3 separate regions of the Homo sapiens genome follow, and regions 1 and 2 are each linked to region 3. Evidence: chromatin loops called from intact Hi-C (ENCODE). Cell type or tissue: endothelial cell of umbilical vein. All regions are shown on one strand. Links, peaks and the distances in the headings refer to the core of each region. The heading gives the core; the rest is flanking DNA. Region 1 holds the start of RDUR (RIG-I dependent antiviral response regulator RNA). Region 2 has its middle 190 kb from the start of RDUR. Region 3 has its middle 240 kb from the start of RDUR.

The links. Peaks named below come from ENCODE experiments on the same cell type or tissue, not always from the same donor. Only the 100,000 strongest peaks of a DNase experiment are listed, where the experiment ranks them.
Region 1: it touches region 3 in a loop (8-fold over the local background); 7 of 110 quality-filtered maps call a loop at or near these places.
Region 2: a loop joins it to region 3, with 3.0 times the contacts of the local background. A loop is called at or near these places in 4 of 110 quality-filtered maps.

What each region holds. Positions count from the first base shown.
Region 1 is chr3:101,935,666-101,944,165 of GRCh38, forward strand. It overlaps RDUR (RIG-I dependent antiviral response regulator RNA), which reads left to right and starts at 5,194. Exons shown (of 4, transcript NR_026934.1): 1 at 5,194-5,360. RefSeq lists an enhancer at 1,252-1,371. In endothelial cell of umbilical vein, for the core only: no CTCF peak of the experiment used is centred there; DNase peaks (open chromatin) are centred at 5,036 and 5,796; H3K27ac peaks cover 1,588 bases.
Region 2 is chr3:102,126,457-102,134,956 of GRCh38, forward strand. No RefSeq gene overlaps it. Among named protein-coding and RNA genes, the nearest start is that of RDUR, 190 kb to the left of the region's middle. In endothelial cell of umbilical vein, for the core only: no CTCF peak of the experiment used is centred there; a DNase peak (open chromatin) is centred at 3,985; H3K27ac peaks cover 1,356 bases.
Region 3 is chr3:102,176,848-102,185,347 of GRCh38, forward strand. No RefSeq gene overlaps it. Among named protein-coding and RNA genes, the nearest start is that of RDUR, 240 kb to the left of the region's middle. In endothelial cell of umbilical vein, for the core only: no CTCF peak of the experiment used is centred there; DNase peaks (open chromatin) are centred at 2,814, 3,124 and 3,564; H3K27ac peaks cover 2,442 bases.

The sequences.
Region 1 (8,500 bases), core at 4,067-6,566, 240 kb before region 3:
GATTGGTTCACACTAACTTGTGTTCTAACCCAGAGAAATTACTGAAGCTTTTTTTTTTTCAAGAGAAGGACGGGAAACAGACAAGCAGCTATGGCATTACCCACATGGCAGAGGAAGCTACCTTTATGGCATCTTCACAAACACTGAAATGTGTTATTGGTCTGCATCTATGCTTCACTCCAAGATTTCCTAGCTCTATTTTTTTTTTGCATTCCAAAGTGAAAAGATGTAGCCCACATGGCAGAGGAAGCTACCTTTATGGCATCTTCACAAACACTGAAATGTGTTATTGGTCTGCATCTATGCTTCACTCCAAGATTTCCTAGCTCTATTTTTTTTTTGCATTCCAAAGTGAAAAGATGTAGCCTTTTGTTAACTTACAAAATTCTATAGCTCACACAATAGAGTAAAATAGTAATTAATACAGGTTAGGCTGTGAGGCTAATCACTGTGGAAAAATTGTGATCAAATCGCTTAATTTCCTCTGTTATCTAGGTCAGTGAGGAAAATAATTTCTCCACTTTCTTTGCCCTTTGTTCCAAACTGTTTTTAGTGACTGTGGAGAGTTGCAGGTTTTATCATTATAGTAAAAAGAGGAGCCATTCTGACAATTATCAGCTAAATTAAAATGAATGGTTAAAAACAGTTCAGCCCGAGAAATACATAATGCAGCTTAATGATAGAAAAGACCCAGCCAGGCTGGGCACGGTGGCTCACGCCTGTAATCCCAGCACTTTGGGAGGCCGAGTCGGGTGCATCACCTGAGGTCGGGAGTTTGAGACCAGCCTGACCAACACGGAAAAACCCTGTCTCTACTAAAAATACAAAATTAGCTGGGCGTGGTGGCACTTGCCTGTAATCCCATCTACTCAGGAGGCTGAGGCAGGAAAATTGCTTGAACCCAGGAGGTGGAGGTTGCGGTGAGCCAAGATCGTGTCATTGCACTCCAGCCTGGGCAACAAGAGCAAAACTCTGTCTCAAAAAAAAAAAAAAAAAAAAAGAAAGAAAGAAAAAGACCCAGCCAGTCTTTCAACCACTGGGATTGAAATTTCATGGTCTCTGAGGATGACTCACTTCTTAGCTGTGTCATGAGTTTCATTTTGAAATGAAATACACTGTGTGGTTTCATTTGAGGCTTCATGTTGATGCAAAAAGGAAATGAGTCCATATTGGGAAGTTAGGTTGAAATACATATATTAATGATGAAAAAGTGTCAGGCTGTCGTTCAGCCATCCTTACTACTTCTGTTCCGGCATTACCAGGCTCTTCTGTAATTGTATAACACCTGTTTGTCTCCCCTACTTGTCTGAGAACTCAGAAGGCAGGAACTGGGTGAGGCAAGTAGAAGACACTCAATGAACAGCTGTTGAGTGAACCAGGGAACATCATCTCTAAGGGGAAGGAATCAGGGAATTTTCAGCTCCAATCTTCCTGTGTAATTGTTGATGAGAAAAATCTATATTCATCTTCACTGCATTTACACAGTTGACAAGAACGGTCTTATTTATAGAAGCCACTTTATGGTGTTATTTTTCACGATATAGTTACATTCTCAAACTTGCATGTTCTCTTGAAACCAATGAGAGGGGTGGTGAGCATAGGAAGTGTAGTGGAAACAAAGTAGATGTGATGAAAAATGGCGCAAGATTCTGGGTTGATTTTACTCTTATTTCAATTTACATTTACATTTTTTGAGTATGTACAATATTCTAGACTGTTTCAAGGATACTAGACTTTGTATCTGATTTCAAAGAATTTATACTGTCATGGTGAGGAGGGGGACAGAAAGGAGACTTCTTAAGTAACCAAAGAAATTAGAGAACAAGAAAAAACTGTATGTAACAAAATATCCAACTGAATTGTGAGGTGGTACAGCTTAGTCTTTAGAGGCACAGGCTTTTAAATCAGACTAGGACTGGTACTGGTTCTACCATTACTAGCTCTGAGATCCTGGAGAAGTTATGTGACCTAATCTTATTTATTTATTTGCAAAGTGGGAATGACAATAATTATATTTACACTATAAGGTTATGAGATTAAATAATATTCATGTACACTGTATATCCCACAAGGAGTATCAGATCAATGAATGATAATGATAATTATATAATAATTATAATCTTAGTGATTAAAGGTGACAATGGAAAGGACTAGGAAAACAGCTCCAGTAACTGAGGCTATTTTAAAATTTCTGTTTCTAATCCACATGAAATAGAATGTTTTGCTAAAAGATGGTATTGGTTACTTGTAGACAAATTAAAATCATATAATCGATAGGCTTTGATAAAAAACATTGAGAACAGTGCTTGCTTTGGCAAACATTACTAAGTGAACATCTTGAACTTTCTTCTCAAAAGAACACAGTTAAGAGTCCAGAGAGTTGCTTTATTTCTGACAACCAAAAGGGCTATCTTCCTTGTCCAAATTATAACCATGCAGTCCAAGGGAAATACGTGTACTTTTAGAGAACAACAGCTTTGATTCTGGGAAAGGAAATACATGCTATAGAGAGTAGCCCTGAGAAATTGTTGAAGTTTGATAATGTTGCAAAACTGAATTTCTATTTGTGACCAACATAAACATTTTTCTTCCCTTTAGAATATGAGCTCCAGTCTTTTGGAGAAAATCTTTTTCTCTTCCTGATATTGGCTATTCATTTTATGTTTTACTGAGAATGAGGACAGTCCACGTGAATTCTCTCAATATCTCTTGAAGGGTTACCCTCTTTTCCTTTTTTCTACCTCAGCACAAGGTAACTTGCTTTTTTCCTTGCCAAGAACACTGCTCTTAATTCTATTACTGCTCACCTCCTCTCAGTTTTGCTCCATCCTTTAAGCCCTATCTTTCTTCCATCTTCAATCTCCAATCTCTCCTCCTCTGCCACAAATATGGCCAGCCCTCTGTATCCTAAAATAACCCCCCTCTGACCCTGCTGCTGTAGCAGGTTACTGCCTTATCTTTCTTCCGTTTATTACCACACTTCTTCTAAAAGAATACAAATTCTGCTTTCACTTCCTGCTTATACATTCACTTCTTAACCCCTTGTAATATGGTTTCTACCTTTACCCCTCTATGAAACCACCTTCTGGAAAATCACTGAGAGTTTAGTTTCATATCCAACAAATCTAATGGACTTGTCTCAGTCCTCATTCTCCCTGTTGTCTCTGCAGAAATTTCAGTTTGTTGAATGTTCTCCTTCTATAGCCTCTGTGATACCATAGCCTGCTGGTTCTTTTATCTTTCTGGAAACTTCTCTTCCACCTCCTTCACTAGCTGCTTTTTCTTTCTACTGCTCCATAAATAAAATAAAATCTTCTCCACATTCTTTGCCTCATGTGACTTCTTATCTACTCACATTGCTTTACACATGAATTTCTTCAATCTTTTTTCCCTTCATCTCAAAATCTTTCTCCTGATGATTCTAAAATCTAGCAATTTCCAATTGCTGTTAAGACTTTCTTACTTAGGTAACCAGCCAGGATTTTAAACTCAGTGTATCTAAAATGAAGCCCATTAACTTATGTTCATCAAACTCCAAACTCCAACTGATTGTCTCTATTTTGTTTTTATAAATGACACCACTATTAATGAATCATCTTTCACAACTCACAAGTAATTTTTTATTCGTCCTTACTTCTCACACCCTGTGCCTACTAAATTATGGAGTAAGGAAGATTCTATAGGCTTTGTGGTACACAGGGTGGGAAGAGCATCTATTTTGCTGTCAGATAAGTCTGAGTTCAGATCATGGTTTTGCTACTTACTACCCTTTTGGTCTTGAGCCAGTTAGTTAAGCTCACCAGAGTCTTGATATCCTTATGTATAAAGCAGGGAATATAACATTCCCTACCTAGCCAATTGAGAGGATTGGATGAGAGCTGCACATTTTATGTGGAGTCCTAAATAAATACTGATCTCATTCTTTTCCCTAATCGTGGTTATGCCTCTCATACTCACTTTTCTTTTCCATTAAATGGAATAATATGCATCAAGGACCTCATGCAGTTCCTGAAATGCAGATGCTCATTCCACGTTTTTTTTCTCCTTTCTTCCTTCCGTTGTGGCCTGCTCAGTTCAGGACTGTGTTGCTTCTTGTCTGGACAATTGTTGCGGCTCCCGACATGGCTCTTGCTCCTGCTTCAGACATTTGGATTCACCGCATTCACTGCTGGTTGGTTTTTCTTCCTCATGTGTGCTCTGATTAGGACACCCTTCTGCTCAGAAGACTTCACTTATTCATCATTTCCAAGAAAATGAAGTAGGAAAACATGTGGACCAAGTTATCTTAGAGACATATGTGCCATGACTTTCTTACATGTGAGGTCTATTTTGGCCAAGTGGTACCATTCACTGTTCCTTCAACATGTCCTTACTTTTCTATTCTATTAACTTTCCTCCTGGGTCTAGGATTGACAACGATGCAGTCTCAATCTTTGAAATCTATTTCTACCATGATGCTTTCCCTGATTCTTTAAACATATGGGATTTCTCTCTGCTTTGGCCCCCAAAAGACTTTGCACCTCTCATGTTCACCTTAGTTCTCATTTTAGTGGTTATTTATTTACTTGTTCACACTTACCCATTCCTCCCTTCATGATACAATAAGGTTTTGAGCCTGTGTCTAATTAATATATCTATATTTTTAAGTAGCTAGTCTTGCAGGCCCTGAAAACCTTTTGGTTCAATTAAAATAGTTTAACTTTGATATACAGACCTATGCTTGAAAGTGAAAGTCTTATAGACAACAGAACCACTGTTTATGAGAAGAGAAAGAGAAAAGATAAGAGGAATAATAAGAAAAAAGGGCAGCTTCCTTGGGTTATGAGGTAATTATTGGAATTCGGTCAGAAAAGTAAGAAATAGAAATAAGTACGTGTCCCAAGAGAAGCAGCAATACCTAGGATTATGCTGACAGAGTGAGGGGGATTTAAAAGCAGTCTCCATTCTAATGCTTTTTAAATTCTCGGCATAGTGTAATGATTACTATTCCAAAACAGAAGATATGTTGGCAAACTGCCCTGTATTTGAAAATAGAGGAAATGCCCTGGAAAGAATGAGATGTGGTAAAGAGAGGAAATGACAATGTACTGAAAAGACTGGGCTGTAAGTCATCACAGCGGCGCCCTGAAACCCGATATGTCAGGCAAGCTGGTGGGATCCTGGGATCCCTCATGTAACGGCACTCATTCTGACAGAAGCAGAGATAAAACAGACTAAGTACACAGAGGAGTTTAAGGTTTCGTGAATGTAAGTGCTGAGTACAGAATGGTGCTCAATAAAAGCTTGTTAATTGATGGACCACAGGTTTGTGACAAGACTTCTCAGAGTCTGATTCTTTCAAGGTGGGATATAAGAGTAAGGTAAGCACCTCAGAAAATGCCTGGGGCAGGTCACTCAGTGTTGCTGGGACTGATGGTGTTGGCTTGGCTTGACTAGGATTTAATAATACAGATGTGCCTCAACTTATGAAGGAGTTAAGTCCCGATAAACCCATAGCAAACTTGAAATACCATGAGTTCAAAATGCATTTAATACACCTAACTGACTGAACATTATCGATTAGCCTGGCCTACCTTACTCATGCTCTGAACACTTACATTAGCCTACAGTTGGGCAAAATAATCTAACACAAAGCCTATTTTATAATAAAGTATTGAATATTACATGTACTTTATTGACTACTGCACTGAAAGTGAAAAACAGAATGATTGCATAGGTATGCAATCATTGAAGTATGGTTTCTACTGAACGCATGTTGCTTTCACACCATTGTTAAGTCGAACTAACACAAATCTTGGACGGTTTGTAGTCATATCTTACCCTTACATAAGCCACTTATTTCACAAACTTAAATCATAAGTAAGAACTTGGATATCATCCAAGAAGGCCTTTGAGTAGCCAAATTAAGTCCGATTAAAAAAGTTCTTTAAGATGAAAAATAGCAGTTTAACCCTGACCAGTCGTTTCTTCTGGTTAAGACAGCACACATCTATATGGTTGACAAAGTTTCATTTCATTATAAACTTGTCTAAAAAGAATAGTATTCAAAACACATTTTTAAGCATAACATAGAGCATTTACTGCTCCATTAGACACACTTTGAAAATCAGAAGGCAATCTCTGAGATGGTGTGGTTTTGGTGAATTCTGCTTAAGTTGCTTGGCATTCAGGTTTTGTGAGGGCTTGGGCTGTGATCGTCATCCCTCCAACAGCTTTGTGTGTCTGAGATTGAATATATACCCATAACTCAGGGAAAATTTGTTTACTCATCATTTTATCATCAAATACACCATTATAAGTTTAGCAAGCAAAGACCAAGAAAAAGGTTAAATTAATATTGATGTTTTAATTTAAATGCAAGATAAAAAAAATCTGGTTAACTTTATTCTCCTAAACAGTTGTTGATGCTTTTTGAACTCTAAAAATGAATTATTTGAAATGATGCCTTTAAAGCTTTCCTTTCTCTATTTCACTTTAGTTTCTACAAGTATATAGGCTTCTCTTTCTAAGAAGATTCAGAAATTATCTTTGAGGAAAACTTCAAGAAATTTCTTTTTGGCCTCTTAAACTGGGCTTTTCATTGAATTCTGGTGCTCTTTGTTAAAATTTGCATGATTGGTTTTTAAATAATTCTGCTAGCATCGTGGTCTCATACAATTATTATTCCAGGATTAACGAGAGTCACAAAACTTTTATTAAATATCCAAAATACTAAGAAAATCACTTTCAATCAGCATGTGAGAACAGCCTATGATTGCCTTCTGCTGATTTACTGCTTGTTTGGCATGTTTGGCAGGATATTGCAATCTTGCTTTCCACTACCAGGTTCATGTGGGAAAACTTAGGAACTGCTCCATAACTGTCACATCTGTCGCCGATTTCAGATTTTTCTGAATTTCCCTCATTATCTTCTGTATTTTCACTGGTTTCAAGTTTGCTCATCAAACTTCCTGTTTTTAACCACTGATCCATGCTCCCAGTTGAAAATGTAATTTGAAACTATTCACATAAAAAAGTTAAATGCAGTATAACTTTACAACATTAAAAAAACCTCAGAATTTGGGCTTATTTTGTGTTATGGAAGAATTCACTGTGTTTAGAGAATTAAGCATAAGTATGTATTTGTAACAAAAAGTATCTGGTCTCATAAACTGCAGTGATAATTTAACTGATCTGTGGGAATTGGGTGTGTGTCCATGCAAAAGTTTAAAAAAAACTCACTGTTTTTTTTTTAAATTGTATTTTATTTTTACATTAACAGATAAAATCCCAACTTTTTTATTTTATTTATTTATTTATTTATTTATTTTAGATGTGGTCTGTCTCTGTTGCCCAGGCTGGCCTCGAACTCCTGGGCTTAAACAATCCTGCCTTTCTCCTGAGTAGCAGGGACTACAGGTGTGGCCATGGCCATGTTTTTATTAATAACTACACCATTGATCTTAATGAGACAGATGAGACAGACTCATTAAAAGAAACCCAACTGTAAAGTCTCTGTGGAATTGCCCAGAGATTATGTAACCTGATAGACTAGCACTCTTCCTGCCAGGTAGTGATATTACCATAACCTATTCTCGTAGATATGTTTTCAGGTTTTCTTACTGTAAGAGTCATGTTTATACTATATGATGTGGTCCACTGTGATTGGAGCAGAGGTGATAACTTGATTGGCCTGGATCAATCAGATACTCTTCTATAATTAGGGAATTGGAACTAAAACCTTCTAGTTTAGTCTAGTTACATTTTATGGTAGTCAGAATGCTAAGATGTCCCTAATCTCACTGTAGCTGGATATGATGCTAACCTGCAGCTACTTTAGAAAAGAAATATTGGTGGATAACACTCCTTTAATACCCTCTGAGACATGCAGAAAAATCTGCTCCTTTGCAAAATATGCACTGACTACTATGTCTTTTTGGGTTCTTGTATCTACTTTTTGTGCTTTTCTGACTTGGAACTTTTAGCTCTCACTTCTTGTTGCCATTTTGGTGTTTATCCAAGAGGTGAAGAATAGTCATGAGTCTCTCCAGTTCTGCCCATTCTGGGTCCATACTTTCTATACTGGACTTTCTGAGCTTTTTAATTGAAGGTATACCACAAAGACATCTGATTATTGACAGCATACTGCATACTGATTTTCCAACCTACCTTGGCAGAGTTGGAGCCTTGCTTACTTTTAGTTCAGTTGAGATAATACTGGAATCTTCCAAAAGAAACTTTGACAAAAACTAGGGATGGAGTTTGGTGGGAGTGGAGGGGTGGGATGGTGGAAAAGCATAGAAATCAATGAATTCCTGTAGGGCAGGGTTCTGATCTGTACTTTATGTCCAGTCAAGATTCAGTTTGGCTAGGACAGCTTTAGGGCAGGTAGCCTCTTGTTCCTGGACTAACTTTAAACTTCTCTGTATTGGGCATATATATTTGAATGAGCACAAAATTTTTTCTTCTACAGAAGAAAAAAAGGTAAGTGGGATGTCATCAAAATTTAAAGTTTTGTGCT
Region 2 (8,500 bases), core at 2,599-5,098, 50 kb before region 3:
ACAAAAAGGGCAAAAGTGGCATAAGTGGGCTTTCTCAAGAAAATTAATTAGAGAAATAAGAAAGTTCATTCTCCTAAGGCCTGTATTCAGTGAGAGAATGTGATCCTAGAGGTGTTGAATATAATCAATAAAAACATTTTGAAGTATAATGTGTTTTTTGACACTGTTGGTCCTACTGATATCTATATATTGGCATAAAAATGACTCAGAAGGACAAGTTAATTATGCTAAAGTTGATATTGTTGCTATGTAGAGATGGGGCCACAGAAATACTAACTGATCCTCTTTGGGAGTCAGAAATAATCTGTCTTAGTCAGCTAGGACTGCCACAACAAAATACACAGACTGGTGGTTTAAACAACAAAAATATATTTCTCATAGACCAATGGATGGGAAGTCCAGGTGTTGGCAAGGTAGGTTTTATCTTGAGGCCTCTTCTCTTGGTTTCTAGGTGGCTGCCATCTTGCTGTATGCTGACATGACCTCTTCTTCACACATGTGCATGCATGGAGAGACAGAGAGAGCTTTCTGATATCTCTTCTTATAAAAGCACTAGTCCCATCATGAGGGCTGAAACCTCATGACCTCATCTTACCCTAATTATCTTCCAAAGACATCTCTAAACACCATCACATGGTGGGGGTGGGGGCAGTTAGTGCTTCAACATACACATTTTGGAGGGACACAAACATTCAGTACATAACATCATCTGAGTGTTAACGTATTATACCTATGGATGTGCATGCATACACACACATCACATGCACAAAAGAAAGGATACATCATAGATCATGGATAGTATATTAGTTACTTCTGTTATTTCCCATTTAAGCTACTTTATCAGTCCCTTTTAAAATCAGGTACAAAAAACCACATGATTATCTCAATAGATGCAGAAAAGGCCTTTGACAAAATCAACAACCCTTCAGGCTAAAAACTCTCAATAAATTAGGTATTGATGGAATGTATCTCAAAATAATAAGAGCTACCTATGACAAACCCACAGCCAATATCATACTGAATGGGCAAAAACTGGAAGCATTCCCTTTGAAAACTGGCACAAGACAGGGATGCCCTCTCTCACCACTCCTATTCAACAAAGTGTTGGAAGTTCTGGCCAGGGCAATTAGGTAGGAGAAGGAAATAAAGGGTATTCAATTAGGAAAAGAGGAAGTCAAATTCTCCCTGTTTGTAGATGACATGATTGTATATCTAGAAAACCCCATTGTCTCAGTCCAAAATCTCCTTAAGCTGATAAGCAACTTCAGCAAAGTCTCAGGATACAAAATCAATGTACAAAAATCACAAACATTCTTATACACCAATAACAGACAAACAGAGAGCCAAATCATGAGTGAACTCCCATGCACAATCGCTTCAAAGAGAACAAAATACCTAGGAATCCAACTTACAAGGGATGTGAAGGACCTCTTCAAGGAGAACTACAAACCACTGCTCAATGAAATAAAAGAGGATACAAACAAATGGAAGAACATTCCATGCTCATGGGTAGGAAGAATCAATATCGTGAAAATGGCCATACTTCCCAAGGTAATTTATAGATTCAATGCCATCCCCATCAAGCTACCAATGACTTTCTTCACAGAATTGGAAAAAACTACTTTAAAGTTCATATGGAACAAAAAAAGAGCCTGCACCGCCAAGTCAATCCTAAGCCAAAAGAACAAAGCTGGAGGCATCACGCTACCTGACTTCAAACTCTACTACAAGGCTACAATAACCAAAACAGCATGGTACTGTTACCAAAACAGAGATATAGATCAATGGAACAGAACAGAGCCCTCAGAAATAACACCGCATATCTACAACTATCTGATCTTTGACAAACCTGAGAAAAACAAGCAATGGAGAAAGGATTCCCTATTTGATAAATGGTGCTGGGAAAACTGGCTAGCCATATGTAGAAAGCTGAAACTGGATCCCTTTCTTACATCTTATACAAAAATTAATTCAAGATGGATTAAAGACTTAAACGTTAGACCTAAAACCATAAAAACCCTAGAAGAAAACCTAGGCATTACCATTCAGGACATAGGCATAGGAAAGGACTTCATGTCTAAAACACCAAAAGCAATGGCAACAAAAGCCAAAATTGACAAATGGGATCTAATTAAACTAAACTTTTGCACAGCAAAAGAAACTACCATCAGAGTGAACAGGTAACCTACAAAATGGGAGAAAATTTTCGCAGCCTACTCATCTGACAAAGGGCTAATATCCAGAATCTACAATGAACTCAAACAAATTTACAAGAAAAAAACAAACAACCCCATCAAAAAGTGGGCAAAGGACAAGAACAGACACTTCTCAAAAGAAGACATTTATGCAGCCAAAAAACACATGAAAAAAATGCTAACCATCACTGGCCATCAGAGAAATGTAAATCAAAACCACAATGAGATACCATCTCACACCAGTTAGAATGGCAATCATTAAAAAGTCAGGAAACAACAGGTGCTGGAGAGGATGTGGAGAAATAGGAACACTTTTACATTGTTGGTGGGACTGTAAACTAGTTCAACCATTGTGGAAGTCAGTGTGGCGATTCCTCAGGGATCTAGAACTAGAAATACCATTTGACCCAGCCATCCCATTACTGAGTGTATACCCAAAGGACTATAAATCATGCTGCTATAAAGACACATGCACATGTATGTTTATTGCAGCAATATTCACAATAGCAAAGACTTGGAACCAACCCAAATGTCCAACAATGATAGACTGGATTAAGAAAATGTGGCACCTATACACCATGGAATACTATGCAGCCATAAAAAATGATGAGTTCATGTCCTTTGTAGGGACATGGATGAAATTAGAAATCATCATTCTCAGTAAACTATCGCAAGGACAAAAAACCAAACACCGCATACTCTCACTCATAGATGGGAATTGAACAATGAGAACATATGGATACAGGAAGGGGAACATCACACTCTGGGGACTGTTGTGGGGTGGGGGGAGTGGGGAGGGATAGCATTCGGAGATATACCTAGTGCTAAATGACGAGTTAATGGGTGCAGCATACCAGCATGGCACATGTATACATATGTAACTAACCTGCACATTGTGCACATGTACCCTAAAACTTAAAGTATAATAATAATAAAAAAATAAAATAAAATAAAATCAGGTACATGTTATAGCAGACACAAATATTAGTAATTAATCAAATTTTGATTTATTTTCTATTATAACAAGAAGTCTAGAGGTAAGTCTTTGCTGGCATTAGTTCAGCAGCTTGATGCTCTTTGGGCCAAGGTCTTTATGATTCTCTTGCCTTTATGTTTGCAAGATGATGGCTACAGCTACATTTCTAGCCCTTCTACCTGTATCTCAGACAGGATAAAGGAAAAAGGAGAAAAAAAAGGTGTGTGCTAGCTGAGTCTTTTAAGAATTTTTCCAGAAGCCCTACTCAATGACTTCTGCTCATATTTTCTGAACCGGAACTCTATGTCATGTGGCTACTGCTATATGTAAGGAAACCTGGGTAACATAAGTTTTATCTGTAAACATTACTGTGCCCTCTGAAATGTGGACTCTGTTAATAAAATAAAAAGAAAAGAAGGATATTGGTTTGGAAGCTAGCAGTATATACCACAACTACATCCCAAGAGCTAAAAATAAAAAGTGAATTGACAGATCCTTCCTCAGTGGGTAGATTCTATTTTGCTTCATACAGCAAAATAGAAGCTTGGGAACTTCCTGTTCCAAAGAGATGTTTAAAGAGCATGCCTCAAAAGGTAACCTTACTTAAGGAGACTGGGGAAGACAACATATTTTAGACACTGGAGTTTACCCAGAGCACAGTTACTATTTTAATTCGTTTGCAACCTGAGGAAATTTTTAGCAGTTGGCAGCTGTGCTGCTTCAAGACTGCGTTTTGGCTCTCCTGTTGATTACTGCTCCTGGTTTCCTGCTGTTGGAGCACACTGTTTTCTTTCACTCAGAGACATCTTGTTCTTTTCTGAGTCACTACACCATTACTCATCTTGAGTTGGTTCCTTGTTGGGTTTCATAAGGTTATCCAGAGAGATGCAGGGACATGAAAAACACTGAACTTGGGAAGATCAAGTGTAGGGTGTTAAGAGATATGAGCTGTTTGTGCTTTTTTCCAGGGTCACACTGAGCAAGTCAGGACTTTTAAATTTGTAAATCAATGAGTAGCCCCTCCACTTTCTGCTATAAGATGAAAAGGAAATTCACCTGTTCCTTGAGAAAACTAGGGCTCTAGATAACTGTGGTTGTAATTTATACCAAGAGTAACATGGAGGGTGGAATTGAAGCCAGGTGCACTCAGGTGGGCATTATAGTAATCCAAGTGAAAGATTATGAGAGAAAATAGGAGATTCATTGGTGGGAGCTCAACCATGGCGGCAAGCAGCATATTGATTCTTCAGAGAGCTAAAAACAGAACTACCATTTCACCCAGCAATCCCATTTCTGGGTATATACCCAGAGGAATATAAATTATTCTACCGTAAAGACACATGCATGCAAATGTTCACTGCAGCACTATTCACAATAGCAGAGACATGGAATCAATCTAAATGTCCATCAGTGACAGACTGGATAAATAAAATGTGGTACATGTACACCATGAAATACTATTCAGCCATAAAAAAAGAATGAGATCATGTCTGTTGCAGGAACATGGATGGAGCTGGAGTCTATCGTCCTTAGCAAACCAATGCAGGAACAGAAAACCAAATGTTCTCACTTATAAGTGGGAGCTGAATGATAAGAACTCAGGGACACAAAGAAGAGAACAATAGGCGTTGAGGTCTCCTTGAGGGTAAAGGGTGGGAGGAGGGAGAGGAGCAGAAAAAAAATGACTATTGTGTCATAAAATAATCTGTACAACAAACCCGTGTGACGTAAGTTTACCTATATAACAAACCTGCACATGTACCTCTAAAACTAAAAAGTTAAAAGAAAAATAAATCAATGAGCCCAGTAGAAGTCCCTCAAGTCTTATTGTTGGTGGTAAAAAGTTCTTTTGTTGTCGATGAAGAAATTATTTCTTTCACATATTTTCTTAGGTATCACCTGTCAGTAGGTACACATAGGTACCCATATTAGTAAACGAAACAAAGCAAAACAAACAATAACAAATATCGAACACTTGTTGAGCATTTCTTATATGCCAGGAACTCTTTCAAGCTCTTTACTTATTTAATCCTCACAACAGCTCTAAATTAGGTCTCGTGATTATCCCTATTTTGCAGATGAGAAAACAGATCCGGAGATGTTAGTAAATCATTTGCACAAGGTCACATAACCAGTTAGTGTGGAACCTGAATTTGAATCCAGGTTTAATTATCAAGTTCACATGATCAACAACAACATGATATTGTCTCATTACAGTGTGAACAACACCAGTTACACTGACTCTGGCCTCTCCTGTTTTCACAGAACCTCAATTTCTTGTAATGTGCCCCTGAAGAATTTTTGCCAACAGAGATGGTCTCACATGCCATCACAAACCACTTAACTATTGTGGGGCACCACTGCTCGATCCTTCTATGTCCTTAGGCACTGATGGATCCTGGAAACCTTGTAAAGCCCTGCTGTGGGGTGGGTTGTAGCAAAAAGGAGGACTCCATTTTTCTGCTGTGCTACACTCTGGGAGCAAGACCTCAAAGCTGTACTAAGGTCTTGCTGAGTTTTAAGCCTCCTTTTCAGATTTTTACTTACAGCCTTTCTCTTCTCTCTAGGACCCAATTATGAGTACAACTGGAGATATATCAGAGTAACAGCCCCCATTTTGGGCTCATACTTCCCTGTCCATCTCCCACTAAAACTTAATCTTTTGTTATTAGCCAAACTCAGTATGCATGGCTCCTTCTCAGACCTGAGTTTTCTCCTTAGAGGCTGCTCAGGCACACAAGAAATGGGCTTCTATGCAACCTATTCTTCAGTTTCCTAAACAATAAGGCATGTCTGAATCCCACAGCAGGCCCATTCCAGAACTCCCAGTACCATCCCATGAGACACCACCAGTTCCACAAATCATAGCCTTCCCTCTATCTACACTCCCACAGCTGCTGTGAACTCCATCAAGCCCAGAGTAGAAAAAAAAGGCTGCTTTTCTGACTTGCACCTACTCAAGCCAGGGTGTAACACTCTTGAGTAACAAACTTAAGTAACACTCCAGACATTACAGTTTTCTTGCTTTCCTCTGACAAGTCATAATGAACAGTCTGTTCTGCTTATCTTCCTTAACCTGGTGGTAAAAACTTATGTACATGAGGCTCACTGGGCAAAGAGGCTTTGTCTCAGGGAAGAGCAGAACTACCTTCATCCCCAAATCTTTCGCTTCTGTGCACAGGGATTTACATTTCTGGACCACATTCTCATCTGTATGTTTTACAAAGGCATGAGTGATGGCTTTGCTGTGATTCACGCAATTTGCACTTTTAGTATAAAAATGGAAAATGGCTATTGTCTCTTCACCTCCCTGTCACTGAGTAGCCTCACCTGGCAATTCTTCCTGCCTCCCTGGAAGCCTGAGCTTTCTCAAAAGCATCTCACTGTGAACACCCTCTGCGACCCTTTCATTCAAGTAGCTTTCACCTACCTGCCTTTTCGCCTCCTCCTTACATCTTTGTCCTCCATTTTATCCTCAACAGAACTAAAATCCCCCCCTCTGTCTTTTGGTGTGTGTTTAGAAGGTAACTTGCTCTCCTCTATGTTTCCCTACAAGCATATAAGAAAACTTTGGTATTGGGGGTAGTGACAGAGGCATCTGGGGAAGCCTCCTAGGTCCTGGATACCCTCAAATACCAACGCCTTGGTAAACTTTGCTTTATCCTTCTTGTCTTTTTGTTCACTTTCCACATCTACACATCTAGCTGTGTAGCCAATACGAGATTAATTCCTCCACCCCACTCCACGCCAGACGACCTATGCAGTATGAGGAGCTGTTCGTCCATGGCAAACCTTGGGTTCTGGCTGATCATCAGAGGAGTCTTTAGTGGGCAACTGGTTTTGGCACTTTTAGGTTAACCCCAGCTGTGATGGTTAATTTGAAGTATCAACTTGACTGGATTGAAGGATGCCTACATGGCTGTTGAAGTATTGTTTCTGGATATGTCTGTGCAGGTGTTTTTGGAGGAGATTGGCACATAAGTCAGCAGACTGAGTGGGGAAGACCTTCCCTCAGTGTGGGCAAGTACCATCCAATCAGCTGGGGGCCTGACTAGGACAAAGCAGGCAGAAACAGAGGAATATTCAGGTCATGCTGCTTCCTTTCTTTTTTTCCCCACTAGAGTGGAACACTCTTCTCCTCCTGCCCTTGGACATCAGAACACCAGGTTCTTTGGCCTTTGGACCCTGGGACTGGCACCAGTGGCCTTCTGGGGGCTCTTGGGCCTTTGGCCTCAGGTATCATCAGTTTCCTTGGTTCTTAGACCTTCCAACTTGGGGTGAGCTATACAACCAACTTGTCTGGTTTTCCAGCTTGCAGACAGTCTATAGTGGGACTTCTCAGCCTCCATACTGGGTGAGCCAATTCCTCTAATAAAGCTCCTCTCATATATCTCTATATCTAATTATCTATCTATCTATCTATCTATCTATCTATCTATCTATCTATCTATCTATCATCTAATCTATCTCCTATTGGTTCTGTCTCCTTAAAGAACAACCATAGCTTCCAAGAATCTTATGCCACTTTGAGGAGGCATATAATATTTTAACAAATTCGGTGTCCATAGGGGAGGGCTTAACAACTAAACTTCCAGGGCTAACTTCTCAGTCAATTTGGGAAGGAGTTTGCAATATTTTATAACATTGGGCAGTCAATAAAATTTATATAAGACTTCTGTGGGTATAACTGAGTACACCCAGCCACATGGATTCTGAAGGCCCCTGCAGGGTGGTTTTCATAACTCCTCACTTCCCTGGGGCTAGCACAGCCATACATTCATCTCTTGGTATTGTTTGGCAAGGAATTTGGCAAGTTGTTAAGGAGGAAATGACAACTCCTATAATAATAATAATAATAATAATAGGTATATGTCAAAAGCACTTGCCATGTGCCAGACACTCTAGTAGAGACCTTCTGTACATCATTTCATTTTATAATCAGATAATGAGTTAGGTATTTTCCACATTTTACATATGACTAAACTTAGACTAAGTAACGTATTCAGGGTCACCTAATTTCCAACTTCCTCAGTGGGTGTGGCTCTAAAGCTCGTACAATTTCCGCTATGTTCACTGCTACTCATAGGAACCTGGGAAATGGAGATGAGTAGAAAGACAACCCTGCAAGCTCAGAAATTAATATTGACGTTCCATAGAAGTGCTCCTAAATGGTAATCCGAATTCTGGGCTGCTGCTGGAAAATAGCCTTTTGTCTCGAAAACCCAGTTAGAGCCTTCCACCAATTACATAGGCTTTACGAGATAGGGAGGATGGAGGATAGTAGGATGCTGGACTGAAAAGCACTTTGTGGTGGTCTACCTTGGGACCT
Region 3 (8,500 bases), core at 2,296-4,795:
CCCATTTGGTGGTTAGAACATATCCTTGACCTCTACCACAAATGGGTGTGTCTATCCATACATCACTGGGCCGTTTCAAAGAGTTTCCAGATTAGTTGGGAAGCTTTGTCACTGAATGTAATAAATAAAGCTCATATTTAGAGTTTAGAGTTTTTCTCTTTGCAAATAGCAAAAAAAAAAAAAAAAAAATTAAAAAAATAAAAATAAAAATATAAATAAAAAAATAAATTAAAAAGAAAAAAAAACACCAAACGAACAACCAAACAACGACCCCCCCCCCTCTTTTTTTTATTCACAGGACGACAAAATCCTCATGTAAGAATCTCAGGAACATAAACATAAAGCTCTGCTCATAGGGGCATAGCCAGTTGTTCCTATTGCCCTTTTACTGAAGTGCTGTCATTGTCTGGGGTAAATACCTGAGGTTTATTGCCTCACGCCAAGGAAATCAAAGACGCAGGCACACGAAGTGAGGTTAAGAGTGGAAGATTAACAGGCGAAAGAAAGAATAGCTCTCTCTGCTGCAGAGAGAGGGGTCCCAGAGAAATGGGTTGCCAGTTCTGTGGTGGAATGCAATGGGTTTTATAGATGAGCTTGAGGAGGCGGTGTCTGTTTTACATAGGGCATAAAAAAATTGGCCAGACCAGGTGTGCTATTTGCATAAGGTGCAAAACACTGGTTAGTACAAGGTGTGCCATTTGTAAAGCATGTGATAAAACTGGCCGCCCCACCCTAACCTTTTATCATGCTGATGGGTTCTTTACCTGGCGGGTGCCATGTTGCCTGGTTCTTTACTGTACATGTGGTGACAGAGAAAATGGAAGATGGCACCTCCATGTTGAACATACGTGGCTTCCAGTTAGCCCTTTTCTATTGGCATGGCTGCCAGCATTTACCCATGCCAGCTTTCAGCTTGCTTATCTATGTCTGCAGCTCAATTTTTCAGGCTGCTCTTTGTTAGAAAAGAAATGATTTTGGGGCTGCTTTTTGTTAAAAGGGAAGCCTTGCCCAGGACTCCTTTACCCTCACTATCTGCCTAAATAATTTCTTTCTATCGGCCGGGTGTGGTGGCTCACGCCTGTAATCCCAGCACTTTGGGAGGCCAAGGCTGGCAGATCACGAGGTCAAGAGATCGAGACAATCCCGGCCAACATGGTAAAACCCCATCTCTACTAAAAATACAAAAATTAGCTGGATGTGGTGGCATGCAACTGTAGTCCCAGCTACTCGGGAGGCTGAGGCAGGAGAATCGCTTGAACCTGGGAGGCAGAGGTTGCAGTGAGCCAAGATCGTGCCACTGCACTCCAGCTTGGCGACAGAGAGAGACTCTGTCTCAAAAAAATAAAAATAAAAAAAATTCTATCTTCTGTGTCAGTTCCTTGTGTTGAATACCTAGCATACTGTATCCCTTTATCCAGTTCTAATTTATATATAACCATATACACTTAAAATTATAAAAAATAAATGTTCCAGCTTCTTTTGAGGAGTCCTCTGGATTTCCTTTTTGTCACACCTCTTAGTTACTAATCACCCTTTTCTCTGCTTTCTTCTCCTTTATCTCCAATCTAGAACCACAGCTGAGAAAAGTTGAGTTGCTTCTCCCCATAGAACCTAGCACTGACTGCTCTAGTATTCTGCATGGTGGAACCTTTGAGAATATCTGGAGACAGGATGCTTGGCATGAAGGGTTGGGATCACCAAAATAGTGGGGTCACTCCAATGGAGTTAATGTCTTATTTCCTTTTCCTGAAAGAAAATAAAAATGTATTTACTTAAAATATTAAAAAGATCATTTATGAGCATTTTTCTTATATGGAATCAGTGGATACAATCAAAATAAAATACAATCAAATCAAGAGGTAATGGTAGGCATGTATTATTCTACGAGTGTGCATATTTAATAAAAATATAAAAAGCAAGCAAACAAAACCCACTCCAAAACTTTAACGTATTTATAGATATTTAATTATTCTTCTCTGTATCATGCTCCTTCTTGTTCCTATTATAAATTACAACAAGGCAAATTGTTGGCTTATGTGTCAGGGTATTTTTACTCTTTGTACTGACAATTTGCATTTCTTTTTCAATACTATGGAGAGGAAATGAGCTCTTGGTATAGTGTCCCAAGGATATGAACAATTCAGGCTAACATGCAGTAATTTTCCTTTCTGACAAATAATAAATGGAAAAGGAAACTGGAGTTGTGACTAAATGTAATGCTTGAATAAACATGTCACTCAGTTCAGGGGTCAGCTCTAGTCATAGTCTTAATTATTATTATCAAAATTGAGTTGTGATTATTGGAGTGGAATTGTTTTAATTTTTATGTCAAGACAGCTAAAACATCACAATCATAGCATCAAATGTCCGTTTGGCAGTTTATGATTATTGTCATTTACCGTATAAATGTACTAAATTATTTTTGAATACATAGCCATGGCTTTTGAGATGGCTAAAGGATACTCACTTTATTCTAATGAGAAAAGGAAAGAATGAAAGTAATTTATCTACTGATTTCTTTCAAGGTTTACAGAAAGTCAGGGCCAGGTCTTAGTAAGTTCGCTGGAGCTTATGAGGAGCCTGCTTCTTTGCCACAGTAATAAATGTTCATTACCTAAAAGCAGAAAGGAAGGCATCTCCTTCTTTATCAGCTTCTTGGTTCCTGGATTTGCTAGCATTAGAGCAGGAAGGAAGCAGCTGCCCAGATTCTAGTCTGAAGGCGTGCTGGAAAAATAGGTCTTTCTTATTTCTTTAAATGAAAGAGAAAGATTCCCTGGTCAGTAGGCAAAAAATTGTAGCTGCCTTTAGACTTATTCACACCAGTAAAGAAAATGGTCCACAAATATCTTCCAGTTTGTTCATGTTTACTCTGTGCGTGTGTGTGTGTGTGTGTGTGTGTGCATGTATGTGTATCTGAGTTTATTTTCATATCATAGTCATCAATATATTTTTGGAAAACTAGTCTTGCAAGATGATTTCTGAAAACTCCTCTGGTCTTACAGCATTTCTCTTCTTGAAGAGTCATAATACCTACTAACATAATAAAGGTACTGGAGAGTCTCAAAGTAAAGAAACACTTGAACTTGATTTGACCCAGAATTTCCCTAGCTTCATTTGACCATGAAGCACTTTTTCTCATAATGATTAATAATATTTCAGTTCTGTAAACATATTTAAGAAATGCTGAATTAGATGATTTTTCCGAAGAAATTCGAATGAACATAATACTCTAATGACAGAGGAATGTAAAAATATAGGCACCTGCCAGTTTCAATGTCTCTGCCGGCTTCTTTAAGCTTAGCTTAGTCAATTCCACTTCCCAAAGCCTAGATCTGCTAAAGTATTATTAGGCCCACAAACCCCGTAAAATTCTTTCTATGCAAGTAGCAGCTGATAAAGGGGCTCGCTAAGGTTTTTTATTTTTATTTTTTAATCTTAACTAGAGTGTTCCTTTTCCTGTAATACGCTGCCAAGCCAGTTCTGTTAGGCGAGTCAATTAAATTACTTCCTGTCTCTTCTATCGTCTTCTACCATCTGATACTCAGTGACGTTGGGACCAAAAAATGTAGTTTTTTCTAAAAACATACGCTCATCCCAGGGAAAAAAATAGCAATGAAGAAAAAATGTTCCTCAGCTATCTGAGGATTCCAGTCCTTGGTGGTACTTGCAAACAGCAACAAGCTACATTTAACAGCACAGATCCGTTTGGTGTCTTACATTACTCTGTGAATAGAAATTTGGGCTATTTTCCTCTAAGACAACAGGAAAAGGTCTGAATTTCTTTGACCTTTGCTTGACGGTGAAAAAAAAAAAAGTAAAGAAAAGCACACAGTTATTAATTAACTTCTGTGAAAGATACTTTATTTGATTAATGGTTCACAGCTAAATTTAAATTAGGGGAGATATGCTGAATGACTACATGTTTACCCAGATTATTACCAGGTATGCTGCCAGGAATTTTATTAACCTGTAGGCTACTTATGATCTCTCTTCCCTCTACCCACTCCACAAACAAACACCAAAGAACTGGTCTACCAGAGTCAGACTGAAATCTTGACTGAGGACACAATGTAAATAACTATTAGTGTGTTTGAAATTAAGACAATGGATATCTTTTCCAGGTCATGGTGCACACATGGATTTTTAACTTTCTTAACAGAGCACATAACACAACAATGATTTGGAGTTGTCTGGATTAAATCAGATGGCAAAACCTGGTGATCAACATAATAAAAATTCCCTTTCCCCCTTCTTTGTCATTTCAGACAAAACTCTTGTGTGGATATCAGCTAGAAGAGGGTAACTACTGTCTTAAAAGAGTATTTCTTTTAAATCTTTTTAGCGTAGAAATGTCATAATACACAGAAGTAGAGAGACTAGTATGATGAGCTTTCATACACTAATCAATCTGTTAAAGAGCTAACAACATTTTGCGGATCTTGCTCTCTCTCTTCATTCCTCCTTTTTTTTCTCTTGAGTATTTCAAGCAAATCCCAGAAATCATGTCATTTTGCAGCATGCATCTCTAACTGGTGAGCCTTTTCTATTTCATAACAAGCATGCCATTGCTCAATCTGACCATTGAAAATAATTCCTGAATTTTGAGTCTATATAAATCTCCTCTATTTTCCCCCAACTTTTACCCTGACCCATCTCTTGATCACTTCTAGCCCCTCAAAGACTCTCGTTTCTAGGAATAAGTAGATCCACGAAGTGGAGGGCATTTTTGCCTTCAATCCAAAGCATCAACTTAAAGTCATCACATCACTTCCAAATTTCCCTAACTCTGAACTCTGCTGCTACTACTTTAGGGCATAGTTTCAATATCCATGGATTGAAAGCAAGGCCAAGTTATTTTGGTGACAAGCCAGAGATGAAATTCTAGAATGCATTCCACCTAGAGTCTGCTTCCCAAGCCCTTCAGGAGGCACACAGCAGGAAGTGGACTTAGCTATTGGTTACAAAGCAGGATTTCCTCATAGGGAGTAAAGTGTTTTCTTTTCATAAATATAACCTATTTATTTATATTTTCAAGTAATCTATTGCAGCCTTAGTTGTAGTAGGTCACTAGTTCATGCCTTCAATAAACTGTCATTTAGTGCTTACTGTGTGTGAGGCATTGCACTAGTAAAGAAAGAGGATATAAAACAAAAATCACTGCATAGAAAATAAAGTGCAGTGGGAATTTGGAAACAAGCTGTTTTTTACTTGAGTTCATGATGGTCAAAAGGCGCATTTGACTTGGGCCTTAAAAGACTTGTAGAATTTGAACAATTAGAGAGGAAGAAAAGCCATTGTGGGGGGAGGAAAGAGAGAGCAAGGCACAAAGGTGGCAAAAGTGAAGCGAGCTGAGCAAATAATAAGGAGATCAGTCTGGTGAAAATGACACTATCTTCAGGACAAACATCGTGGCTTATCGTGACCAGCTGTGCAGTTAGGTGTAGATATTATGTAATCACCCAGTAAGGAGAGATTCCAGTAACTGCTATCAGCCACTGCTGCCAGGAACTACTAATCAGGCAGCATGTCTAGAATGTTAAGACGATGATTATTAATCAGTGGCCAACCAAGAAAACTGATGCATGGCAGAGGCATCCAGTCCAATGTGATATAATAATTAATCCAACTGGATAATATTTTACCTCCGAATCCAATCTAGTGGTTGGGTCAACAGGCAAATACTCTGTTACTATGCATGTGAGAAGAAAAAGAACTTTTTAGCATTCTCAGGAGGCTTGCGAAGCTCAGGCCCCACTAAGTGAAGCCTCTTTTGTTGTGGGGCTGGATCCTCCTTAGATCTTCATAGAACAACCTCACATGCTTTTTTAATTTTCTTTCTAAGGGTCAAGACACTAAAACTATGTTGTTAATACAGATATAGCAAAATCTTCCTGACCCCAACCCCAAGCTTGTTATTGCTGTCATCCTTCAGCTAAAGAATGGACTCAAATTGGTGGTGACATTACTGATTTAGGTTTGCTCTGCTGTGCTCAACACTGAGATTAAATGTTCTGGATCAGAGTATAACTTTATATCAGACTAGTCCATACCTTAGTCCAGGCCATGTGCCTTATGAAGCCTGAGAAAAAGTGTGTTCTCACATGGACACAGGGAGGGGAACATCACACATGGAGGCCTCTCAGGGGGTTGGGGGCAAGGGGAGCGGGGGTATTATGTAACAAACCTGCATGTTCTGCACATGTATCCCAGAACTTAAAGAAAAATAAAAAACAAAACAATAAAAAAGTGTGCTCTCTTATTCTTCAACATGAACTAGAAATGCATTTTTTTTTTTTTTTGCTAATATCTTATCCTGTGTTTATTATGTGCTAGGCTCTGTGTCTGGTGCAACATAAGCATTAGCTAATTTAATCTTTATAACAACTCTATGATGGAAGTTAATATAATTATATCTTCATTTGAAAGTGGAGGAAACTGGGGTTGAGAGAGGATTAGTAATTTATGCCAGGCTACATAGCTAAGTGGCAGGGCTGGTTTTTGAGCCCTGCTGATTTTTCTGACAGAGCACAAAGCAGGGACGGAGGCCTGCATGTTGGGATGGGAAAGCAGGTGGGGAGAGTCCATTGATTCCCTCTGCCTCTGTACCTCTTCCTGTCTTCCTCATTTCTATTTCATTTCCCAACTCCTCCATCTCCCAGGTCCTTTTGTGTAATTGTTTAGTTCATTTATATAATTAACTGGTTTCCTCTTTCCTCAGGCCTTGCCTACTAGGAAATTGCAAGGAGAGCTAGCAAGTGAATGAATGAATACATACAGCACAATATAATGAATGCCAGATTAGGGTTGTTTTAGGGGCACAAAGAAATAAACAATGGAAATGTGAGGCCTGGGAAATGATACTTGAGCTCTGTCTTTGAGGAAGAGGTGCAGGCCAGTTGAAGTAGTAGGAAGGGCTCTCTAGGCAGACCTACTAGTTTTTGTATAGTCCCAAAGTTGGGACAATAGCCTGACACAGCTGGAGGCCTGCTCCTTGTTGGAGATAGCCATAGTGAATGCAGAGTGCTTTCTGGCAGTATTGGGAGATGAAGCCAGAGAGTATGGAATGTGCTACATTATGAAGCATTTGCGTGCTCAGTTAAGGAGTTTGACTGTCAGCCTGAAAGTTATAGGAAATTGCTAAAAGGCTTTAAGTTAGGGAAATGTCTAATTGTGTATTTTAGAAGTAGCATTCTGGCTGTAATCGCCACTTGCATAGCCAATTTCTATGCCTGGAGAAGGAGACCCTGAGTTTGCACCAAAATCATACACTACTTACCTCAAGAGATTTCAAATACCTCCATCACCCTGTGATCGTCCCTGTTGGAAGAGTTAAGTCTTTCACCTACTGTCTGATTTCAGAAGTCCTGCTCGGTTGGGTGCAAGGCAGCCTTTGCAAATTGGCCCTTAAGGAGGGGTTGTTGTGGCAACCACTCTAGCCTGCACACTAGGTGCAGGTTTTACATGGACATTCAGGTCCCTCTTTCTCTCAGCACTCTTCCCACCCACATTATCATGCGTCTCTATATTCTGGGCCCTTGCATTACCATAATCATTTTTTAGGTGGTGTTTTCTCTGCTGTCACTCCTGAGGGCCGGGGGGAGTTCAGGTGAGCAGCTCTGCAGAGGGTAAACTGAGGCAAGTGGGAGGGTAAACTGTGTAGCAGAAGCGGTAAATGGCATCAGATGAGCCACATCTAACAGACATTTAAGTGTCCTTAGCCAAGATAGACCTGCAGGCAGCTTAGAACAGTGATGCTCAAACTTTTTGCTCACATACCACTTAAATCCTACAGCAGAACTATGTACCTAATCATGCATTTTGAAGTTGGCACTTGTAATTATTCATTATATGTGTAAATAGCATTACTAGAAATTACGTTACTCTTTTTATTTATTTATTTATTTATTTTTTGAGACGGAGTCTTGCTCTGTTGCCCAGGCTGGAGTGCAGTGGCTTGATCTCCACTCACTGCAAGCTCCGCACCCCGGGTTCATGCCATTCTCCTGCCTCAGCCTCCCGAGTAGCTGGGACTACAGGTGCCCACCACCACATCCGGCTGATTTTTTTGTAATTTTAGTAGAGACGGGGTTTCACAGTGTTCTCCAGGATGGTCTTGATCTCCTGACCTGGTGATCCGCCCGCCTCGGCCTCCCAAACTGCTGAGATCACAGCAGTGAGCCACTGTGCCCAGCCACGTTACTCTTTTAAACGTGTACCATGGAATCCAGATACTCTAGCAGTTTGATACACTCTACCACCTATTTAGCCAACTGACCTATGACAAGGTGCTCTAACAGCATGATCAAATAGTAATGGGGTTGGTAAATGCAAAAATGATCGAGGGAGTGACAGCCATTCTTCCATGGACTTGCATCTCATGTCAAATTTTGCCACCATGCAGATACTGATGAACAAACATTAAGTAGCAAAGTTACTTCAAATCAGTTCTTGCTACTTTTTCTGTAAACTCAGTGACACACCAGCCCTCTGTTCTTTTATG